Regions from separate parts of the Homo sapiens genome. Here region 1 is linked to region 2. A link is an interaction called in ENCODE POLR2A ChIA-PET data of the cell type or tissue named here. Cell type or tissue: GM12878. All regions are shown on one strand. Each heading gives the region's core, and the rest is flanking DNA. Links, peaks and the distances in the headings are about the cores only.

What was found. Peaks named below come from ENCODE experiments on the same cell type or tissue, not always from the same donor. Only the 100,000 strongest peaks of a DNase experiment are listed, where the experiment ranks them.
Region 1: POLR2A ChIA-PET joins it to region 2 with 11 read pairs; 2 of 35 experiments call an interaction of 5 or more read pairs at or near these places.

Annotation. Positions count from the first base shown.
Region 1 is chr7:100,204,211-100,212,210 of GRCh38, forward strand. It overlaps STAG3 (STAG3 cohesin complex component), which reads left to right. Exons shown (of 34, transcript NM_001282717.2): 27 at 417-565; 28 at 795-923; 29 at 1,017-1,174; 30 at 6,801-6,975; 31 at 7,225-7,329; 32 at 7,585-7,666. It also overlaps the pseudogene CASTOR3P. Among named protein-coding and RNA genes, the nearest start is that of PVRIG, 12 kb to the right of the region's middle. RefSeq lists an enhancer at 7,278-7,377. In GM12878, for the core only: no CTCF peak of the experiment used is centred there; DNase peaks (open chromatin) are centred at 4,951 and 7,411; H3K4me3 peaks cover 2,104 bases; H3K27ac peaks cover 3,804 bases.
Region 2 is chr7:100,442,909-100,452,773 of GRCh38, forward strand. No RefSeq gene overlaps it. Among named protein-coding and RNA genes, the nearest start is that of PPP1R35-AS1, 11 kb to the left of the region's middle. RefSeq lists enhancers at 925-1,609, 1,610-2,294, 2,205-2,364, 3,568-4,068, a cis regulatory region at 1,410-2,263 and a silencer at 7,882-7,981. In GM12878, for the core only: a CTCF peak has its summit at 7,726 (motif pointing left); no DNase peak of the experiment used is centred there; H3K4me3 peaks cover 925 bases; H3K27ac peaks cover 1,535 bases.

The DNA of each region.
Region 1 (8,000 bases), core at 1-8,000, 240 kb before region 2:
AGCAGTAACTTTTCTTGTTTTGACTCTTAACTTTACGTGATAGGTTCCTTCATTCTTAGTAGACCCTTGGGAAGTATTTTTTTTTTAACTGACTGGGCAACCCCATCAAAAGTAACTTATCAGGACATTGGAACGCCAACAAGGAAGTGATAGGGAGTTCCTAATTATTTTTCAGTCTGTTCTCTCTCAGCCTCCTTCAGTTACTATAGACGTTTTTATTTAATGTTATGGAGTAGAGGTGATTGGCTTTGTTTGCTGCAGGGGTATCGGGAGTTCCCTAGAAGGAAGGAAAGAGTAAAAGTAGTAGATGGTGTCCCAAGGCCTTTGGAATTTCTGAGTAGAGAAGAGAATGCTGGACTTCTCTGTTTCCGCCGTGTTCCTCCCTTTCCCACATGCACCATGTCTCCTGGACACAGCTGTACACAGAACTGCTGCAGGAGCATGGGCCCCAGGGCCTGAATGAGCTTCCTGCCTTCATCGAGATGAGGGACCTGGCCCGGAGGTTTGCCTTGAGTTTTGGACCCCAGCAGCTGCAGAACCGTGACCTCGTGGTCATGCTACACAAGTAGGAAGTATTGGTTGCAGGTTGTGTCCAGGGAGGGCTGGGAACGAGGTCTTGGAGGGAGGTCTCGGAGGGAGGGTATGTGTGTCAAGGCATAGCAGTCAGGTTAGGGGTGGGTATGCCTTTGGAGACAAGCTGGGGACGGGGGGAGGGTGCATTTGGACAGGATAGCTCAGGCCTGGGAGGGAAGTGGGAAGAGACTTTCTTCCTAAAATAATTCTGCCCAACCAAGGGAAGGCATCCAGTTCTCCTTGTCTGAGCTTCCTCCAGCTGGCTCCTCCAATCAGCCTCCAAATCTGGCATTCCTGGAGCTCCTTTCAGAGTTTTCCCCCCGACTCTTCCATCAGGACAAGCAGCTTTTGTAAGTTGGTGGGTGGATAGAGATGTGGATTAGGGAAGGGCCTGCTGAGGGCCCAGTAGCCCCTTCAGGCTTTTGGTTCTACCTCTTTCATAGACTGTCCTATCTAGAAAAGTGCCTGCAGCATGTCTCCCAGGCACCTGGCCATCCCTGGGGCCCAGTCACCACCTACTGCCACTCCCTCAGCCCTGTGGAGAACACAGCAGAGACCAGCCCTCAGGTCCTCCCCAGCTCCAAGAGGAGGCGCGTTGAAGGTAGGGTGCTGTGTGTGGGTATGGGGGTGCCCAGCAGGTGGTCGTTGGCTGCCTGCAAACTTATTTTGTCAAGTATTTCATTGAGCATCTACTGTCATTCAGGGTATTAATTTCTTTCAAGGTTTATCTAGTCAACTGAAAACCTGTATTAAAAATCAAATAGAGGGCCAGGTGTGGTGGCTCATGCCTGCAATCCCAGCACTTTGGGAGGCCGAGGCAGGCGGCTCACGAGGTCAGGTGTTCGAGACCAGCCTGGCCAAGATGGTGAAACCCCGTCTCTACTAAAAATACAAAAATTAGCTGGGCATGGTGGCGCGCATCTGTAATCCCAACTACTCAGGAGGCTGAGGCAGGAGAATCACTTGAACCCGGGAGGCGGAGGTTGCCGTGAGCTGAGATTGCGCGACTGCACCCCAGCCTGGGTGACAGAGCGAGACTCTGTCTCAAAAAAAAAAAAAAGAAACTGATGATAAAACCAAATATTGAACTAAGAAATCTATACATTCAGAGTACCCTCCTCAACATCTTGTATTCCATTATTTTCGAAACCTTGGACACTTTTACACAACCTTCATTGTTTTTTACCTTCAGATCACCTGTTGTCTTATAAGTTGCCTAAGGTTTTGTTTTTGTTTTTGTTTATTTTTTGAGATGGAGTCTTGCTCTGTTGCCCAGGCTGGAGTGCAGTGGCGCCATCTCGGCTCACTGCAAGCTCTGCCTCCCAGGTTCACGCCATTCTCCTGCCTCAGCCTCCCGAGTAGCTGGGACTACAGGCACCCGCCACCACGCCTGGCTAATTTTTTTTGAATTTTTGGTAGAGATGGGTTTTCAGCATGTTAGCCAGGATGGTCTTGATCTCCTGACCTCATGATCTGCCTGCCTCAGCCTCCCAAAGTGCTGGGATTACAGGTGTGAGCCACTGTGCCTGGCTGCCTAAGGTTTTTTCTTTGCTTTTTAAAAAACAGCTTCATATTAAGCAACATTGTAGCAATCATTATTTCATATGCAAGTATGTGTTTTCTAGTGTACATTTTTAAATGGGACTTTATGTGACAGCTTTATTGAGATACAACTTACATATCATAAAAATCATTTTTTTTTTTTTGAGACGGAATCTCGCTCTGTCACCCAGGCTGGAGTCCAGTGGCGTGATCTCGACTCACTGCAACCTCCGCCTCCCACGTTCAAGTGGTTCTCCTCCCTCAGCCTCCTGAGTAGTTGGGATTACAGGCGTCCACCACCACCCCCAGCCAATTTTTGTATTTCTAGTAGAGACAGGGTTTCACCATGTTGGCCAGGCTGGTCTCAAACTCCTGACCTTGTGATCTGCCCACCTCAGCCTCCCAAAGTGCTCCCAAAGTGCTGGTGAGCCCCCGTGCCCAGCCAAAAATCACCCTTTTAAAGTGTACACTTAGCATATTCACTGAATTGTACAACCATCACAACTATCTAATTTTAGAACATTTTCATCTTTCCAAAAGAAACCACATACCCATTCGCAGTCTCTGCCCATCTTCCCAGCCTTAGGTAGTATCACTAATATAATTCCTATCTCTTGATTTGCCTACTCTGGACCTTTCATATAAATGGAATCATATAATATGTGGCCTTTTATGTCCAGCTTCTTTCACTTAGTACAGTGTTTTCAACGTTCATCCATACTTTGACATATATCAGTATCTCATACCTTTTTATGGCCGAAACAATATGCCATCGTGTGGATATGCCACATTCTACTTATCCACTTGTCAGTTGATTGACATTTGGGCTCTTTTATGCATAATGCTGCTAAACATGCATGTACACATTTTTGGGTGGATGCATCTTTTCAGTTATCTTGAGATATACCTGGGAGTGGAATTGCTGGTTCGTATGGCAATTCTATGTTTAAGTTTTTGAGGAACTACCACACTGTTTTCCAAAGTACCTACACCAGTTTACAATCCTACCAGCAATGTATGGGGACTCTGGTTTCTCCATGTTGTCACCGGTACTTATTAATGTCTTTTTTTATTTTATCCATCTCCTAGTAGCTGTGAGGTGTGGTATCTCATTGTGGTTTAAATTTGCATTTCCCTAATGACAAATGGTATTGAGCATCTTTTCATGTGCTTATTGACAATTTGTTTATCTTCTTTGGAGAAATGCCTGTTCTGATCCTTTAGCTATTTTAAAATAGGGTTGTCTTTTTATTGTTGAGTTGTAAGTATTCTTTATATATTCTAGACATGAGATTCCTTATGATATGCAAACATTTTCTCCCATTTTTTGGGTTGTCTTTTCGTGTTATTGGTGGTGTCCTTTGAAACACAAAAGTTCTTGAATTTGGTGAAATCTAACTTTTTCCTTTTGTTGCTTGTGCTTTTGGTGCCATATCTTGAGAAATTGTTGGCTAATTCATGAGGTCACAAAGATTTACTCCTGTGTTTTCTTCTAAGAGTTATAGTTTTAGCCGGGCATGGTGGCTCACGCCTGTAATCCCAGCACTTTGGGAGGCCGAGGCGGGCGGATCACGAGGTCAGGAGATTGAGACCATCCTGGCTAACACGGTGAAACCCCGTCTCTACTAAAAATACAAAAAATTAGCCAGGCATGATGGTGGGCGCCTGTAGTCCCAGCCACTCGGGAGGCTGAGGCAGGAGAATGGCGTGAACCCGGGAGGCGGAGCTTGCAGTGAGCCGAGATTGTTCCACTGCACTCCAACCTGGGCGAAAGAGCGAGATACTGTCTCAGAAAAAAAAAAAAAGTTATAGTTTTAGCTCTTAATTTAGATTTGTGATCCAGTTTGAGTTAATTTTTGTATATAGTGTGAGATGAGGTGTGATTTCCTTTTGTTGTCTTCTGTGTACCACCTAAAATTATGTCTTATACCACCAGGAAACTCTGCTTTAATTAATTAACTAATACATAGTTGTTAGGGACCTACTATATGAAAGATACTATGTTCAGTGTTTTAGGGGCCATGAAGAATCCAGCAGCTTATTATCTAATAGGAAAGGGAGAAATTTTAATTATGGAAAACTCGAATTATGAACAATTGCCAATAACTGCCTGAGGGCTTGTACAAGTGAATGCTGTAGAATTCAGAGAATGATGAGAGCTTTACCAAGAAGATGGAATTGCTGGAGCTTAAAAAATAAGTAAGATTTTTATAAGCTGAACAGAGGAAGGAGGAGCATCATGGGCTGGCAGAATAGCACAAGCAAAGCATAGAAGGCTGTGTGCTGGGCGAAGCATGGAGGTACATAGATCGCTCTGCCTAAAGCGTAGGGTTTGTGAAGGCAAGATAAAACTGAAGAGTTTGTTTTTATTCATTCAATAGATACTGAGCACCGTGTGCTGGGAATACAGCAGTGAACAAAAAAGCTAAACATCTCTTTCTTTAGAGAGTGTCAGATAGTAGTAAATACTATGGCAAAAAAGCAGGGAGGATTGTGAGGAATGCTGGCGGGGTGGGGATTGCAGTCTTACAAAGACTGATCAAGGGAAGACTCAACACAAATGTTGGGCAAAAAGCCTAAAAAATAAGTTAAAAGATACACTTAGGCACATTACAATTTTAACAGGTTTATTTGAGCATTCAGCAATTTTATCAATCAGGCAGTGGCAGACCGCCAGCAGTTCAGGGCGCCACCACCGAGGAAACCAGAGGGGACACTTACAAGGTGTCTCTGGGAGCAAGACAAAGAAACTATTTGATTGGTTAGAGTGGAAAGTTCATATTTAGAGGTTAACTGACCATAAATCTCTTGTTAGAGGTTAGTCGGTAGTTTCTGACTGGTTAAGCTGAAGTTTCCTGCTCCTAGGTTACACACAACACTTTCACTCTGAGTTGAGTTTCAGTTTGCTGACTTAGGAACCCAAAGTGCAGGAGCCATTTCAGCCTATTGGCCTCCCAGCGAATTTTTTATAACAGGTGAGGGAGGGTGCTTAGTGTGTATCAGAATAGCATACCAAAGGAAGCAGCCAGTCCTGAGGCCACGAGGGGATGGGGGGAATGTTCCTGGAATGTTCAAGGAACAGCAGAGAAGACCATTATGGCCAGAATGCAGATTGTAGGACATGAGACCAAAGAGGGTACAGGATCCCAGAGCATCTAAGGCAGAGACTGGCTTTTACTCTGAGTGCAGTAGGAAAACCATTGGAGGATTTTGAGGAACGACAGGATCAACCTCTGTTTTTAAAGGATCCTTCTGGCTGCTGTGTCGAAAACGACAGGAGATGGGGGAAGGCTAGAAGCTGGGAGACCAGCAGGGAGGTTGTGGCTGTTGTAGGAGTCCAGCCCAAGATGCAAGATAAGAGAGCTTCTTAGGCCGGGGGCAATGGTGGAGGTGCCGAGAAACGGCCAGATTCTGGGTGCATTTTCAAGGTATCTCTAATAGGCTTTTCTGACAAACTGGATGTGGGATGTAAGACAAAAAGAGCAGTTGAGGATGGCTCCAAGGATTTTGGCCTGACAGAAGGATGGAGTTGACAGTATCTGAGATGGGGAAGGCAGAGAGTGAAGATAGCTGTGGGGGAAGGTTGGGGCATTGGTGTTGGCCACAGGATTACAGGTGGAGATGTTGAACAAACCATGGGGGCTGTTAAGATGGAGTTCAGGGGAGAGCTGAAGGCTTGAGATCCCTTTGGGATGTGGCAGAGTATAGGTGATATTTAAGGACATGAACGTGAGTGGCTGGGGAAGCCAGTGAAGATGGAGAAGAGGAGAGACTCAAGGGCCCAGCCCTCGGGCATCACACCATTAATAGCTCAGGGAGATCAGGAGGACACATCTGGGGCCCCAAGGTTTCCTCTCTGGGAATCCAAGCCCAGGGGTATGTCTCTTCCCTGTTTTCTGTAGCCCTCTGCTTAAACCCATAGGCTGAGCGCTCACTTTGGGATTATTGTTTTTAGTGGAGAAGGGGGGTAATGGGAGTGTGACTGTTTACAGTTAACAGATGTTAATGTCAATTTGACTGATGCTTTAAAATAGTATTGCCTGGGTTTTCTCAGGCAGTGAGAATCTTTGGATTCTTTCTCCTCCTCTACCTTCTCCAATCTCTGCAGGAGATAAGTCCCCCTTCATATCATATCAGTTATACTGGCATTGCAATCACTTCATTTTTTTCTAGCTTTTAGAAAATCCTGTCTCCCATTTTCCGGTTCCTCCCTGGCCCTCATTTGTCCACTCTAGCCTCTGGTACCAAAACTCTATTGCCATTTACAGCTTTTTCTGACCACAGAAATCTTGGATAGGATCTCAGATGTCTTCATTGGCTAACTCAGACCTCTCAATCTTAGAGACTCCAACCCTCCCTCATGTTTGTGTTCACCTGTTCACCTGTTACAGTTTATCTGTGAAATGTATATTTATATATCTTTCCATCTTGTTTTCTAGGCTGTGTAGCAAGTTCTTCTTGGACAAGGCCTAGCTACAATTCTCTAAGCCTTACTTTTTGGTACATAGGGCTATGTATTTAGTACATAGGGCTATGCCCATTTGAGGGCAACAGAATGAAGCTGTATAAGTTTTCCATTCTCTTCCTGATTGACTTTCCCTTACTAAATCCTGGGCAGGTCTTGGAAAGAGAGCACACCTGTCGCAGGCCCTGGGCTGTGGTTAATGTATGCATCTGCTTGGCAGGGCCTGCCAAGCCTAACAGAGAGGACGTCTCCTCGTCCCAGGAAGAAAGTCTGCAGCTGAACAGCATCCCGCCCACGCCCACCCTCACCTCCACAGCTGTGAAGAGCAGGCAGCCCCTGTGGGGGTTGAAAGAGATGGAGGAAGAAGATGGCTCAGAGTTGGATTTTGCCCAGGGGTGAGGCCATGGAGGGAATCTGGGTGTCTGAGTTCCCAGTTTGGTGTCTGGCTGCCTCCATCTTGCTGTTTCTGTTTCATGGTTCCCTGCTGTAGCACTCCCACATTGTTGGGTTCTTCTCAAACCCTTCTCCATTGTTTAGCTTTAAAATGCATCTCTCTGAGCTTTTCTCCCCATTAACACCAGCTGCCTTACATCCTCTTCTTACCCTTGATTTTTATCCCATCATTGATCCTGCTTCATTCCCAGCAGTCAGCCCGTCGCAGGCACCGAGAGGTCAAGGTTCTTGGGTCCACAATATTTCCAGACTCCACACAACCCTTCAGGTCCTGGCCTGGGCAACCAGCTGATGCGGTGAGCTTTTCTCATCATCTCCTGTCTTCACTTCAGATCTGTCGCCCACTGTGAGGGGATTCCTGTCTCACCCATTGCCTCTCTGTGGGTGCTTTTTGGACTTGTTTTAGCCACAGAGCACTTCCTGTCAGCACAATCGGGAAACTACTATGCTGTACTTACTGCTCCCCACTTCCCCCACCCCGGGTGTCTGAGAAACTCTCAGGGGTCCTCAAAGAACAGTTTGAAAAGCCAGTCTCTTTGCCCCTACATCAGACTCAGCCTTATGGAAGAGGACGAGGAAGAAGAGTTAGAAATCCAGGATGAGTCAAATGAAGAACGGCAGGATACAGACATGGTGAGTAGACCACCCTGCCCTTCTCTCTCAAGAACTAGGGGCTGATGTGCCAAAGAGAAGCCAGGGTGTTTCCCCTCTCTCCGCTCGGTGATGCCTGGTCTGGAAAAGCTGAATGAATCTAGAGTAAAGGAGGACAGGTTATATGTTGGTTTGGACTTTGCTTGGACTCTACTTTTATTAAAGAATAAGGAAAAGAAATTACAAATACCAAAGAAGGTTGGAATAGCACTCTCGCTCCCAATCCCTAAATAAATATTGTTGCCTCCGAACCCCCTAGGAATTGGAAGGAGTCCTAATGCTGGAGGTGGGAGGTCATTCAGTCCAAGTGGCAGCC
Region 2 (9,865 bases), core at 976-8,975:
CAGCAACTGTATCTCAAATAAATAAATAAATAAATAAGAATTTGTCTGGAATCTGGGTGAGGCAGAGGAAAATGAAAGAAACCAGAAAAGCAAAGATAAACAGATTTGCAGGGTGGGGTGGAGGATGGAGAATTCAATGGAGCTGAGCACAGCAAGGAGGAGAATGTTGGGCTGAAGGCCTGAGCTTGCTGGGGAGATGTCCTTGATGTCCACACTGGGCATAGAAGGTTGATTGATGCCAGTGGTTAGGGTCCCAAAGAGCCCAGGGACAGCTGGAGGTAGAAAGAAAGGGTGTGGAGGCACGGAAGATGGGCCCATAACCCAGGAAAAGGGAGCCACAGATAGGGGAAATGTATGCAGAAATCGCCACCCTCACTCTGGGAGGCAGGTCCCGACAGATCCCCTTAGCAGGGGACCAATGCCCAGGACCTTGGGGAGATGGTTGGGGACGGGGGAAGCAGCAGATGGTCTGTTACTCAATGAGCACACAGGAGATGTTGGGGGGTCTTGGGGTGGAGAGTGATTCCATGGAAGCCTCTGGATTGGACAAGGAGATGTTGGTGTGAGGTTTTTCCACAGTCCAAGAGAGGCGATTGGACAAGGAGATGTTGGTGTGAGGTTTTTCCACAGTCCAAGAGAGGCTGGTAGAAGAAAAGCAGGTTCTGCTATCAGGCCGGGTGCAGTGGCTCACACCTGTAATCTCAGCCCTTTGGGAGGCCCAGGTGGGAGCATCACATGAGGACAGGCATTCGAGAGCAGCCTGGGCAAGATGGTGAAACCCTGTCTCTACAATAAAAACACAAAAAAATTAGCCGGGTGTGGTGGTGTGCACCTGTAGTCCCAGCTACTCAGGAGGCTGAGACCGGAGGATCACTTGAGCCCAGGAGTTCAAGACCAGCCTGGGCTGGTCAAGACCCCATTTCTAAAAAAATTTAGCCAGGCATGGTGGTGTATGCCTGTAGTTCCAGCTACTTTGTTGGCTGAGGCAGGAGGGTCCCTTGAGCCCAGGAATTTGAGGCTGCGCTGAGCTATGATTGTGCCACTTCACTCCAGTCTGGGTGACAGAGCGAGACCCTGTCTCTAAAAATAAATAAATAAGCCAGGCGCAATGGCTCATGCTTGTAATCTCAGTACTTTGGAAGGCCAAGGCGGGAGGATCACTTGAGCCCAGAAGTTGGAGACCAGGCTGGGCAACATAGAAAGACCCCATCTCTACCAAAAATTTAAAAAATTATCTGGGTGTGATGGTGCACACTTATAGTCCCAGCTACTCAGGAGGCTGAGGTGGGAGGATCACTTGAGCCCAGGTCAAGGCTACAGTGAGTTATGATCACACCACGGCACTCCAGCCCGGGCAAAAAGCGAGACTGTCTCTAAACAAATAAATAAATAAAAAGCCATTTTTTTCACATATGAATGGACTCCTGGGAATGCAAGCTTGGAAATGGGGAGGCCGAAGCCCTTGCCTCTCTGCCTCCTCGCAGCCCTGGCCCGTCTCTCGTCTGTCTCCCTGGGTTTCAGTCCCAGCTCCAGTGCCTACTGACCATGTGACCTGGGGATCATTCCCTTTCCTCTGAGAGCCCCCCTCTTCCTCATCTGAACACTGAGGAAATGACTGGCCTCATATGGTTGCCAGAGCTCAGTTGGGGCCCTCAGAAGGTCGAGTCATTGTTTTTCAGGAGCTGATGAGATCATGGCACGTGTGCCATTGACCTCTGTCCTTCCTCCCTCCCCACCTTTGACTCAGCCTGTCCTCTCCTCCTCTGGACGACCTCTGGGACATCCTGCCCTTTTCCCGTGTTCATTGTTTCTGCAGCAGATGAGCAGGATGTCGGGGATGCTGGGAAATGAAAGGCCCCTGGTCTCTCTGCCGGTAGGCTCTGAGGCAGGGGGTTCAGACCCTCTCGCCTCGGGCTCCTGCTGGCTGGCCCCACACGTGCCCCCTCCAGCCCCAGCCCTGCTCAGTGGAGAAAACAGATAAGGCAGGAAATGTGGCCCCAGTTCTAGGAAGCTCAGAGTCCCAGGAGGCAGAAGACATGCCTCTCACCCGCTCACTGACACCTGCTATTTGCTGGGGCCTGGGAGTGGCATGGACAGCTCTGAGTGGGGCCAGCTTTCACCCTCCCAGGGTGCAGCATGAACTCTAACATCCAGGCCAGGCCAGGCTCCAGGAAAGAGGATGCAAAACTTCATGCAGCCTGTGCAGATTAAACACCAGCCCCAGCTCTGTGAAGGGTAGGTCAGCTCAGCCTGGAGGATGGGAAGGCTTCCTGGAGGAAGAAGCCCTTGAAGGAAGTAGGTGGAACAGAAACTTGCTGTTCTCCTCTCTGGGAGTCTGAGACTGCCCTTTCTTTTTTTTTGAGACAGAGTCTCACTGTGTCTCCCAGGCTAGAGTGCTGGAGTGCAGTGGCACAATCTCAGCTCACTGCAACCTCTGCTTCCCAGTTCAAGTGATTCTTCTGCCCCAGTCTCCCAAGTAGCTGGGACTATATAGGTGTACGCCACCACACCTAGTTAATTTATGTATTTTTATTAGAGACAGGGTTTCGCCAAGTTGGCCAGGCTGGTCTTGAACTCCTGACCTCAGGTGATCCGCCTGCCTCAGCCTCCCAAAATCCTGGGATTACAGGTGTGAGCCACCATGCCCAGACTGCCTGCCCCTTTCTGTCTCTGTCTCAGGCCAGTTCAGGTCTGAGCAGGGCAGTTTTGCTCAGCTTCACTGACCAGGTGAGTGTTGCTCACGATGCCCTCCAGACCCTTTGCCTTCCTCTAGATTTTTTTTTTTTCAAGTTTTATTTTTTTCTTGGAGACAGGGTCTCGCTCTGTCACCCAGGCTGGAGTGCAGTGGCACGATCATGGCTCACTGCAGCCTTGACCTCTGGGGATTAAGCGATCCTCCCACCTCAGCCTCCTGAGTAGCTTGGGACTACAGGCACATGCCACCACACCCAGGTAATTTTTTTTTTTTTTTTTTTTTTTTTGTAGAGGCAGGGTCTTGCCATGTTACCCGGGCTGGTCTCAAACTCCTGGGCTCAAGCAATCCTCTGACCTGGCCTTCCAAAATGCTGGGATTGCAGGCTGGGCCTGCCTTCCTCTAGAGGGCAATGGGTACCATAGCTCACACCTGTAATCCCAGCACTTAAGAGAGCCCAAGGAAGAAGGATCACTTGAGGCCAGGAGTTTGAAACCAGCCTGGGCAACATAGAGAGACTCTGTCTCTACAAAAATAAATAAATTAAATTAAATTTTAAAAAAGAGACTTAACCTCCCTGATGGGGCCCCACCAGCCTGGGTCATGACTCACCTCTGCTTCCCAGCAACCTCCTTCCTGATCCCCAAATCAGAATTCAGGAGGTCTAGGATGTAGTATGTGGCAATCTGTACAATTTCAGCAGTCACAGGAAACAAACACAGCTGAACCTCCCTGAGGGTCTTCCCCGAAACCTTCACCTTGGCAGTATCCCCATCTCTGGGGGGCTGGAATCAGAGGGTCTGGGGACCCACGAGGGAAGGATTTGGTCATGAAGGACTATCTTCCCCTGAGAGAGCCTCTACAGGCCCAGAGAGTTGCCAAGGGAAACAAGGGCAGAGGCAGGAGGAGAGAGGTCAGGTGGTGTGAGACAGGTGGAGAGTCAGAAGCCCTGGTATGGGAGCGGGGTCCATCTGTGTGGGGAACTAGATGGGGTACCATGGTTAGGGGAGGTCTTGTTGTGTGAAGGAGCTGGTGGGGAGGGACTATGTCCAGCAAGGCCCATTCAGTGGCCTCAGACCTCATAAGCTCCGGGGGTGGCCACACAGTTGGTCAGCCATCATGATCCGCAAGTGTCGAGTTGCCATGGCAGCCAGGAAGCATGCATGCTCAAGAAGCTGAGGCTGGGATGGCCAGGCATGGTGGCTGACGCCTATAATCCCAGCACTTTGGGAGGCTGAGGCGGGCGGATCACAAGGTCAGGAGATCGAGACCATCCTGGCTAACACGGTGAAACCCCATCTCTACTAAAAAATACCAAAAAATTAGCTGGGCATGGTGGCGGGCACCTGTGGTCCCAGCTACCCAGAAGGCTGAGGCAGGAGAATGGCATGAACCCGGGAGGCAGAGCTTCCAGTGAGCCAAGATCGCGCCACTGCACCCCAGCCTGGGCGACAGAGCGAGACTACGTCTCCAAAAAAAAAAAAAAAAAAAAAGAAGAGAGAGGAAAAAAAAAAAAGAAGCTGAGGCTGGAGCCGGGTGTGGTGGCTCACACCTGTAATTCCAGCACTTTGGGAGGCCAAGGCGGGCGGATCACGAGGTCAGGAGATCGAGACTATCCTGGCTAACACAGTGAAACCCTGTCTCTACTAAAAATACAAAAAAATTAGCCGGGCGTGGTGGTGGGCGCCTGTAGTCCCAGCTACTCGGGAGGCTGAGGCAGGAGAATTGCTTGAATCCAGGAGGCAGAGGTTGCAGTGATCCGAGATCGCGCCACTGCACTCCAGCCTGGCAACAGAGCAAGACTCTCTCTCAAAAAAAAAAAAAAAAAAAAGCTGAGGCCTTTGACACTGAGCTTCAGGAGACTGAAGACTAGGCTGAGGCTGGTGTGGTGGCTCATACCTGTTATCCCAATGCTTTGGGAGGCTGACCTGGGAGGATCACTTGAGGCCAGCAGTTCAAGACCAGCCTGGGCAACACAGTGAGACCCCGTCTCAAAAAAGAAGAAAAGAGCCAGGCGTGGTGGCTCACACCTGTAATCCCAGCACTTCGGAAGGCTGACGTGGGCACATCACCTGAGGTCGGGAGTTCAAGATCAGCCTGACCAACATGGAGAAACCCCATCTCTACTAAAAATACAAAATTAGCCCATTGTGATGGCGCATGCCTGTAATCCCAGCTACTTGGGAGGCCGAGGCAGGAGAATCGCTTGAACCCAGGAGGTGGAGGTTGTGGTGAGCCGAGATTGCACCATTGCACTCCAGCCTGGGCAACAAGAGTGAAATGCCGTCTCAAGGAAAAAAAAAAAAAAGAAGAAAAGAAGCTTAAGGCCAGGCACGGTGGCTCACGCCTTTAATCCCAACACTTTGGGAGGCTGAGGCAGGCAGATCACTTGAGCTCAAGAGTTCGAGACCAGCCCCATCTCTTCCAAAAATACAGAAAATTAGCCAGGCTTGATGGCACATGCCTGTAGTCCCAGCTACCTGGGAGGCTGAGATGGGAGGATCGCTTGACCCCGGGAAGCAGAAGTTGCAGGGAGCTGTGATTGCACCACTGCACTCCAGCCTGGGTGACATGCAAGACACTGTCTCAAAAATAAAATAAATTATGGCCGGGCGTGGTGGCTCACGCCTGTAATCCCAGCACTCTAGGAGGCAGAGGCGGATGGATCACCTGAGGTCAGGAGTTCGAGACCAGCCTAACCAATATGGTGAAACCCCATCTCTGCTAAAAATACAAACATTAGCCAGGTGTGGTGGCGTGCGCCTGTAGTCCCAGCTACTCAGGAGGGTGAGATAGGAGAATCGCTTGAACCTGGGAGGCAGAGGTTGCAGTGAGTCAAGATTTCACCACTGCACTCCAGCCTGGGCGACAGAGTGAGACTCTGTCTCAAAAAAAATAAATAAAAATAAATAAAATAAATAAGGCCGGGCCCGGTGGCTCATGCCTGTAATCCCAGCACTTTGGGAGGCTAACTAAGGTGGTAGATCACCTGAGATCAGGAGTTTGAGACCAGCCTTGCCAACATGGTGAAACCCCGTCTCCACTAAAAATACAAAAATTAGCGGAGTGTGGTGGCAGATGCCTGTAATCACAGGTACTCGGGAGGCTGAGGCAGGAGAATCGCTTGAACCTGGGAGGCAGAGGTTGCAATGAGCCGAGATCACGCCACTGCACTCCAGCCTGGGCAACAAGAGCGAAACTCCTTCTCAAACAACTAAAAACAAAACAAAACAAACAAATAAATAAATATTAAAATTAAATAAAATATAGCCTAGGCTCAAAGCAGAGCCCTGAGAATCAGGGCCCAGTCCCTTCCCCACAAGTTACTACCACAGACACACCTTGCCAGTCCTTCAACCTGAGAAAAACCTCGAAATGCCCCACACTTTTTCTACTGGCCCCCAGGCTGAGGAAAGGCCAGGGCACAGGGAGTGTTTTGTAGAGATGAGGTCTGGCTATGTAGCCCAGGCTGGCTTCAAACTCCTGGGCTCAAGCGATCCTGCCACCTTGGACTCCCAAAGTGCTAGGATTACAGGTTTATTCCAAAAGTGCTAGGATTTCAGGTTATCCTGAAAACAAAGGGACGACAAGGGGTGGAGGCTGGGTTAGTTCTGGGCTAGAGGGATAGAGTGGCTGCAGGTGGAACCCGGGGGGCCGGGCAGGATGCGAACTTGGTGGGGAAGGAGGGTTTCCACACCAGTGTGTCCTGGCCAAGAATCGGATGAGGCAGGATTTGTTTTGTTGAATTTTGTTTTGTTTTGAGACAAGGTCTTGCTCTGTTAACCAGGCTGGAGTGCAGTGATGCAATCACAGCTCACTGCAGCCTCTAACTCCTGGACTCAAGCAATTCTCCCACCTCAGCCTCCCAAGTAGCTGGGACTTTTAGGTGCATGGCACTATGGCCAGTTAATTTAATTATTATTTATTTTTTCTTTTCTTTTCTTTTCTTTTTTTTTTTTTTTGAGACGGAGTCTCATTCTGTTGCCCAGGCGGAGTGCAGTGGCGCAATCTCGGCTCACTGTAACCTTTGCCTCCCGGTTTCAAGCGATTCTCCTGCCTCAGCCTCCTTAGTAGCTGCGATTACAGGCGCCCACTACCATGCCCGGCTGATTTTTGTATTTTTAGTAGAGACAGGGTTTCACCATGTTGGCCAGGTTGGTCAGGAACTCCTGATCTCAGGTGATCCACCCTCCTCCGCCTCCCAAAGTGCTGGGATTACCGGCGTGAGCTACCGCACCCGGCCTAAAATTATTTTTTTTAGAAATAGGGTCTCATGGTTGGGCGCAGTGGCTCACGCCTGTAACCCCAGCACTTTGGGAGGCCAAAGCAGGTGGATTATTTAAGGTCAGGAGTTCCAGACCAGCCTGGCCAACATGGTGAAACCCCATCTCTCTACTAAAAATACAAAAAAATGAGCTGGGCGTGGTGGCACATGCCTGTAATCTCAGCTACTCGGGAGGCTGAGGCACGACAATCGCTTGAACCTGGGAGGTGGAGGTTGCAATGAGCCGAGATCGCGCCACCGCATTCCATCCTGGGCGACAGAGCAAGACTCCGTCTCAAAAAAAAAAAAAAAAGCGACAGATGGGGTCTCACTATATTGCCCAGGCTGGTCTTGAACTCCTGGGCTCAAGCAGTTCTCCCTACCTTGGCCTCCCGAAATGTCAGGATTACAGACATGAGCCATCATGCGCAGTGGAGAAGCTGTTTTCACTAGAAACTAACCGTCCCGTGGAAGCAGTGTCACCAGTGCCCATTTTATGCTCTGGAGACCCTTTAGTGTTTAAGAATCCATCCGCTAATGTCGGCTCCCCCATCGGCTAATGTCGTAGGGGTGCTGGGAGGAGCGGCAGAGCCCGCGGTCAGGGTCTCCGGGGGCTCACATAGGGAGGTCTCTCTGTTCCCGGCTATGGCCTAGAGCCCCTCTAGCAGTTCCTCCACCACCCCCATTAGGCCGTAGGGGCTTCCCCAGCCAGAGGCCAAGGGCGACGCGACCTTAACGCCGGTCCGCGCACCGCGGCGCCACCTGGAGGTCAGGACCAAGACGAGACAGGCTGTTCAAGTCCCCCAGCTTCGCCGCGGCCGCCACGCCCGACCACCCGGCCCCCGCTGGCGTCCCTAGCTGGCCCCCTACAGGTCTTACCCGCGCTTGTTGCCCCCAGACCCAGGCTTCTCCCCACCTGCACCCACCAGACTGGGAAGGTGGCCAGACTAGACCGAGGGCTGAGGCGGGAGAGACTCCGCCCCCGAGGCCCCGCCCCCTTCTGACAGCAGACGAGGCTGACGTCACTGGATTGGGCAGGTGTCCAGGTGTCCTCTCTCCAGCTGCATCTCCCCTCCTCCACCCAAGGGGAGTCCTCAGTCCCCCAGGCCAGAGTCTCCAATACCCCAAGGTGCCTTCTGTGATCTCCCCGCAGTGCAGCCTCCGGGGCACCCCCCACCCCAATAAAACTCATCTCCGGTTAAAATATCGATTCCAGCGGGCGTGGTGGCTCATGCCTGTAATCCCAACACTTTGGGAGGCCGAAGTGGTCAGATCACCCGAGGTCAAGAGTTCGAGACCAGCCTGGCCAACATGGTGAAACCCCGTCTCTACTAAAAATATAAAAATTAGCCGGGCGTGGTGGTGCACGCCTGTAATCCCAGCTACTCTGGAGGCTGAGGCAGGAGAATCGCTTGAACCCGGGAGGCGGAGGTTGCAGTGAGCCGAGATTGTGCCACTGCACTCCAGCTTGGGCAACAGAGTGAGACCCCATCTCAAAAAAAAAAAAAAAAAAAGGATTCCCAGACCCCACCTCAGTTTCTGACTTTGAGGCCAAAAATCTGGTTTTTGTTTTGTTTTGTCTTGTCTGGTTTGAGACAGGCTCTCGCTCTGTTGCCCAGGCTGGAGTGCAGCGGCATCATCATGGTTCACTGCAGCCTCAAACTCCTGGGCTCAAGCCATCCTCCACCTCAGCCTCCCGAGCAGCTGGGACCACAGGCACATACCACCACCACCAGCAGCTACTTTTCTTTTTTGTCTGTTTGTTTTGTAGAGATGGGGTCTGGCTATGTAGCCCAGGCTGGCCTCAAACTCCTGGGCTCAAGTGATCCTGCCACCTTGGACTCCCAAAGTGCTAAGATTACAGGCATGAGCCACCACACCCAGTTGGAATCTGTGGGTTTTTTTTTTTTTTTCAGACGGAGTCTTGCTCTGCTGCCCAGGCTGGAGTGCAGTGGCTTGATCTCGGCTCACTGCAACCTCTGCCTCCCAGGTTCAAGCGATTCTCCTGCCTCAGCCTCCCAGATAGGTGAGATTACAGGCACCTGCCATCATGCCCAGCTAATTTTTATATTTTTGTAGAGACAGGGTTTCACCATGTTGACCAGGCTGGTCTTGAACTCCTGACCTCAGGTGATCCACCCGCCTTGGCCTCCCAAAGTGCTGAGATTACAGGCGTGAGCCACCGTTCATGGCCTGGAATCTGTGTTTTTTTTTTCTTATTTTATTTTTTGTTTTTGTTTTATTTTTTTGAGACAGAGTCTCGCCCTGTCACCGGGCTGGAGTGCAGTGGTGCAATCTCCACTCACTACAACCTCTACCTCCCGGGTTCAAGCAATTCTCCTGCCTCAGCCTCCCAAGTAGCTGGGACTACAGGTGAGTGCCGCCACGCCTGGCTAATTTTTCGTATTTTTAGTAGAGACGGGGTTTCACTGCGTTAGCCAGAATGGTCTCCATCTCCTGACCTCGTGATCCACCTGCCTCAGCCTCCCAAAGTGCTGGGATTACAGGTGTGAGCCACCATGCCCGGCCTGGAATCTGTGTTTTTAACAAGCTCTCAGGAGATTGTGATATGTCCTAAGCTTCAGAATCCCAACAGTCTACATTCCCATGCAGTGTGGCAGTGATTCCCAAACTTCAGCAGGCGTGTTCAAACAGATTGCTGGCCCCCATCCTAGGGTTTTTGATTCAGTAGGTCTGCGGTGCAGGGCCTGGAGTTTGAATTTCTACTACTCTCTGGGGAATGCGATGCTCTGGTCCAGGACCACACTCTAATAACTATTTCATTTATTTTCCTTTTTTTTTTTTCTTGAGACAGAGCCTTGCTTTTGAGACAGAGATTCAGACAGGTTAATTCACTTGCTGAAGGTCACACAGCCAGGAAAGGCAGAATTTGAACCTGGTCTTTGTGA